Linked DNA regions of Homo sapiens: region 1 is linked to region 2. A link is an interaction called in ENCODE POLR2A ChIA-PET data of the cell type or tissue named here. Cell type or tissue: A673. All regions are shown on one strand. Links, peaks and the distances in the headings refer to the core of each region. The heading gives the core; the rest is flanking DNA. Region 1 has its middle 440 kb from the start of LINC01248. Region 2 has its middle 110 kb from the start of LINC01249.

Region 1 (2,921 bases), core at 327-2,826, 490 kb after region 2:
TATTATTATTTATATATATACACTTGAATATTCCATCATTAATAATTTTTATGAAATTGAAAAATGATACTTATCGACATTTTACATAGTGCCAACTCCTAGTCCTACCGTTGTGGGGTACAAATGATCCCAAATATTTAAAAAATTATCTATGCTTCCAACTTGGAAGTCACTGTTGAAATTTCTCTGAACTCATCTTAGCATGTCCAATTACTTGATCTCGTCAATTTTTTACTCATGTAGCATAATCAATCTTTTACTTGCTAGTCAGGTTGCCACCTCCATTGTCAAATCACTCACAGATGGTGCAACTCCTAAATGCAGTGATGGTTCCCGGCCAGTCCACACTACTCCTCTTCAACTCTAACTTCCTTCATTGAGCAAGTATTTCTGAGCATACACTGTGTCAGTTGCTTTTATTTATATTAACTTGTTTAATTCTTGTGAAATGAAGATAGACATTATTATCCTTGCTTAATAATTGAGGGTTCTGAGCCTCTGATTGGGTCACCAAATGGTGTGGCCAGACGTGATTACAACTGGATTTAAAACCAAGATCGGTTGACTTCAGTTCTCATGATGGTTCGTCTACATGTCAGTCTCTTCAGAGTTCGCTTTTGGTTTCCTCCTTCATCAAATCTGAGACACATAGTTATTTCTCACTGACTCCAATAAGACCAATCAGGCAAAGCTCGATGTCACGCAGCTTTTCCACAATCTGCTGGGTAAATGTGATCCGTGTGTTCTCCTAGTGGCTTTCTTTTTTGCTTGTTTTCAGTCTCTTCCATTTCTTCTCTATTCTTCCACTATGCTTGCTTTCTGCCAAAAAGGGTTACTTTTTGGCCATGCCACTTATTCTTAGAATCTTAGAATTTTGAGGCATTTTTTAACTTTTATTTTAGGTTTGGGGGTACATGTGGAGATTTGTTATGTAGGTAAACTTGTGTCATGGGGAATTGTCATATAAATTATTTCATCACCCAGGAATTAAGCCCAGTACCCAGTAGTTATCTTTCTTGCTCACCTCTCTCCTTCCACCCTCCGCCCTCAAGTAGACCCCACTGTCTATTTCCTTCTTTGTGTTCATATGTTTTCATAATTTAGCTCCCACTTATAAGTGAGAACATACAGTATTTGGTTTTTCCGTTCCCGCAGTTGTTTGCTAAGGATAATTAGCTTCCAGCTTTATCCATGTTCCTGCAAAACACATGATCTCATTCTTTTTTATGGCTGCATAGTATTCCATGGTGTATCTTTTCATCACAGCTCCTCCTTCTACTGTTGAATAAGCTCAGACCCAGAAAGCTTAAGTGACTTCCTCAGAATGGCACACTTAACTTAGATAGAGAATGGAGCTCTGTCTCCTTTCTTCTAGTCAAGAGTTTATAACATAGGACCTGTATTTCTCATGTTTATCTTAATTTCATATTTTTCTCTAATTGGTCAACTCTTGAACCTACCTTCTTGGATTACTCACAATTTGGTGAATATATAATGATATTAATTTATCATTTTAGAAATGTTCTTCTATCTTCCTCATATATGCCTGCCTTTTTTCCCACTCTTCTTTCCTTTCTTCTTTTCTTCTATTCATTCCTCAACCGCAGGGAATATGGCAGTGAAGAGCACACAATCCTTGCCCGTGGGAACATAGAATCTTGCATGATGAACAGATTTATTACAATTAAACTGTGATTGTATTACATGCTGCATGTACTAAGTGGAGATAGAAGCTAGTCTGAGGGACCTAGCAAGGTTTCCCTGAAAAATGATGGGAAAATAATTCCTGATGCACAGAGCAACAGACGGAGAATCATGGACAGAAGAAGCAGATGGGAGAGCCCTGAGGTGGACAGAGGCTGCTTCTTCTAAGGCAGAGGCCCTGTGAGGGCAGAGCTGGGAGGGAGTGGGGAGCCAAGCGAGGAAGCTGAGAGGGAACCTGGGATTCAACTGAGCAGGATTTCACAGGTGCTGTTCAGGTTTTTGAAATTAATCTCAAAGGAAATGAAAGCCATTGAAACTTTTAGGCAGCAGAGTGGTATGACGCGATCTGAATTTATATCCTGGGGTTTTTGAAGAGTGAGTTTGAGGAGGTGAGGAAGAGAGTTCAAGAGGCTTTTGTGTCAGACCAAGGGAGCCCAGGAGAACCCCCATGCATGGGGAGCAACAGCTAGAGGCAGGTGTACCCCAGAAGAGGGTCCGGTTGGGGGACGAACCTGTGCATTGCCAACACCGACCTCATGTCCGCAGACTTCTCTATCGTTGAGACTGCCCAGGACAGGGCTAGAAAGTGAGGAAAATTGCTTATTTCAGCACTTTCAATCCTTAATTAGGATTAAAAGGCAAGATTAGTATAGGCGACAGGAAAAGAAGAAAAAAGGACCAAGGAGAAAATCAAACTAAATTTCAAATCTTAAATCAGGGAATGAGCAGCCAGCTGGAGCTGGTCTCGCGCTAGTACATCTGACTAGAATGAATTTTACCTCTCTGTCTTTCCGGCAAGCTTTAATTCATCCTTCAAGGAATGTCCCATGAATCGGTTCTGAGAATACCTCCCTAAGTGAACTCAAAGCAAGCTGTTCTTTCCACTGCGTTTGTACGTCTACTGAAGCAATCACTGCGTCCTGTTACATTTCCTTGTGGAGTATCCACTGCATGCTGAATGTGAGTTCTCTGAAGACAGGTCAAGGTGTCTTATTCAGTCCTGTATGCCCAATCATTAAATTAAGCATTCGATAAATTTTTATTGATTTCACATTTATTAAAGTTCACATCCAGACTTTGTCTTTTTTACATATGTATCCTTCACCCCTAAAATCTGAGTTCTAACATTTCTTCTTCTCATGATTAATGGCATGGGAACACAAGATTGTCATAGAGAAGGATACACAAAGACACTTTTGTTTGAACGTTGTGTCTTT
Region 2 (2,921 bases), core at 183-2,682:
CTACTCGGGAGGCTGAGGCAGGAGAATCGCTTGAATCTGGGAGGCAGAGGTTGCAGTGAGCTGAGATCGCACCACTGCACTCCAGCCTGGGCGACAGAGCGAGACTCCGTTTCAAAAACAAAAACAAAAGAAATAGGGTTGTTTTATTTCCAAAATATTTCTGAAGGAGGATGGCTGCAGCATTATATTTGGACACTTTCCATTCTGTAACTTCATCAATCAGAGCACAGGATTTTCTTAATATTTCCTTTTGCATTTGAATTAACTCTATTCACATGGCAGATGTTCCATTAACCCTTCTTCCGCTGCTAGCAATTAGCCATTTGAATTTTTTTCCCCTTTCCTTATTAAAATGGCAATGCAGCCCCTGCTGCCTGCTAGACGGCAATGTGCCAAAGAGTCAGGTAATCTCAGCGGGTGAAGTTTAATCCTAATTAGAGTGGTGTCGATGGGACGGTGGAACAGTTATTGTCACAAGCAGGAAGTACACTAGACAGGTGGTTTCAAAGGCAGGCTATAAAGAATGTGCAGCACATAATAAAGTCACCGGAGACCAGCCGACACAATGATTCTGATGCTCTTGCTGAAGCTGACCTTTTCACAGAAAGTGGGTCTTATCTTATCCCTGTGATAAATGTGAGCCTAAGTCATAGAATCATGACCTTTGAACATATAGGCTGACTTTCAACAGACTGTCCCTTAACTCCCAGAAGGGGAAGCACACTCGGGGGACAGTCAGCTACGATCATTATTTTCACGTGCAGACTGTTGGCCGCGGCGTTCTTGCTGTAGCTCCAGCGTGGATGCATGCTGTCATAAAATCGACTGCCAAGCCCACGTGCTGTGGTTCTAGAATTGAGATGGCCTTCAGCACTCATCAAATGAGCCCAAACAGAGCAAAGACTAAGAAGGAACAATCCCAGTTTTTATGTGTATGTGTGAAACTGAGATGTTTTTCCCCTAGTAATTTTAAGCAGAGATTACAGCATATGCTCTTAGCTTCCCATCTAAGAACCTAAGAAATTCTTCATGACCATGACATAATGAATGAATGTTAAATGTGTAGCACTACGTTAAGATTGTATTTGAAGATATACTGAAAACAGGGTGATTAGGTAAGCGGCTGCACACTGCAGCTTCTCTCCCTCTTAGGTTTCTTCTGAATTGTGTCTTGCCTGGCCTTCATTGTAAGCCGTTCTTATGAAGGCTTGAATACCCAGTTATCCTTGTTTCTAGACTGAAGCTGAAAGACCTCGCCCAGCAATTCCCAGATTTTGCTGGTTTGGTTTTCCCAGACCCTCCTTACTGTGAGAAAACTTCATGCCTTGATAGAATCTCTTCTTTCACCCTCATTCTTCCTCTGATGTTTTTGCTCCTCAACGCATTTGCAAACATCCTGCTACATGGTTGCTTCATTGTTCATATTAATCTCTCTCCTATCAGCCAGTGCTGGCCTTCAAAATGCTCAGCTCGCAAGGGTTCAAACCTCCACACACCAATACATGAGCGTGCTTCTCCCAGAAGGATCCAAGCAAGGTACAGGTGAGGAATCGGGACACCACGTATTATGGTATTTAGGTCAATGTATTACATATTTTACCAATAAACAAAGTGTGGACATAATCAGAGCCCAGCACAATTGCTCAATTGTTGCATTGTTTTGAATCTCAAAGAGATATATGTTGCATTGTTTGATCAGAACAATCTCCTATGTCAGGAAACAGTGTTACACTCTCAGTCCTCCATGTTTGGCCAGAGGTCATTCTTATTCCTATGTAAAAACAGGTTGTGAGAATGCACTTTTTAGCTGAGATTACCCAGATATCCTCCCTTGATGCATCCTATTCATGGTCATTGGGATCCATTAGGGTCGTCTGGGAACTGCCTTTCCCCATGAAGACAGAGCCTGGCCCTTTTATTTATTAGCTGTGTGTTTTGAGGGAACCCTCTTAACCATTGAACCCACATTCCTTACCCAAAAAATAGACAGCGTGAACCTTAAACTAACTCATGTTTTGGTTAACAATAAGATTGTACTTAGCACATAATATACAAGTAAAAACATAATATTACTAGTATTAAATTATTATGGGTTCTTTTCATATATACAAAGGCAATTATTCCACCTTTAATACCATCTTGCCAATGAATATACAAGAAGAGCTAAAACTTTTGTGTGCGCTTTCTGAATAAAAATGTTCCTAGACTTTAATCAAAAACTCTTCCTCACTTCAGAAAATAGAATATTTAGGCCAGGATTCAAACTAAACTCCTAAACCTGCTGCATGTCAAAACTTCTGCTCTTCCCTCATCTATACAACTCCAAGAAAGAACCTGGGAGTGGTCATCCTATTTGATACTTTCTCCTTGCTCAGTGCTCTACCTCCTAGCACTTTTCCATTGCTTCATTTGTTGGAGGATTTCTGAGGTTTCAGCATCATTGTGTTGCAAGTAATGGGGAAAAGAGGTGATGCCACAGGGCAGTTCTTCCCTCCCTGGGATTCCTTGTGCACTCTGAGCCCAGGAAATGGTTAAATTCAGGGCTTATTTGCAGCTGGAGCAGTTGTTAAGATACGGAACTATTCCATATGGCCAGACTGTTCCTATCCACTGCCTCAACCTCCTCCCTTCCCACTGCCAACAGGGTCTCACTCCGCTCCCCACACCTCTGGCCCTCTCTCAAAATCACAAGCTGTCTTGTCCTCACAATCAGGCAAGTAAACAGTCAAGTCTGGCACAGCAGAGTGCATCCAGGGCCCTGGAGCCAGCTTCTACTCTGACAGGTTGGGGCACACGGTGCACTGGTTGTTAAAGAGTTTGAATACAGATTCTGGTTATAATTGACTCCTTCCCTCAGGATCACTTGATGGCCTCTTCACGATTCCTCTGCAGTACAAAAAGGCTGTTCCTTTGACTAGAGA

What was found. ChIA-PET counts read pairs that join two places held together with the same protein. Peaks named below come from ENCODE experiments on the same cell type or tissue, not always from the same donor. Only the 100,000 strongest peaks of a DNase experiment are listed, where the experiment ranks them.
Region 1: POLR2A ChIA-PET joins it to region 2 with 5 read pairs; 1 of 35 experiments calls an interaction of 5 or more read pairs at or near these places.

The regions. Positions count from the first base shown.
Region 1 is chr2:5,251,153-5,254,073 of GRCh38, forward strand. No RefSeq gene overlaps it. Among named protein-coding and RNA genes, the nearest start is that of LINC01248, 440 kb to the right of the region's middle. RefSeq lists an enhancer at 1-66. In A673, for the core only: no CTCF peak of the experiment used is centred there; no DNase peak of the experiment used is centred there.
Region 2 is chr2:4,765,519-4,768,439 of GRCh38, forward strand. No RefSeq gene overlaps it. Among named protein-coding and RNA genes, the nearest start is that of LINC01249, 110 kb to the left of the region's middle. In A673, for the core only: no CTCF peak of the experiment used is centred there; no DNase peak of the experiment used is centred there; H3K27ac peaks cover 791 bases.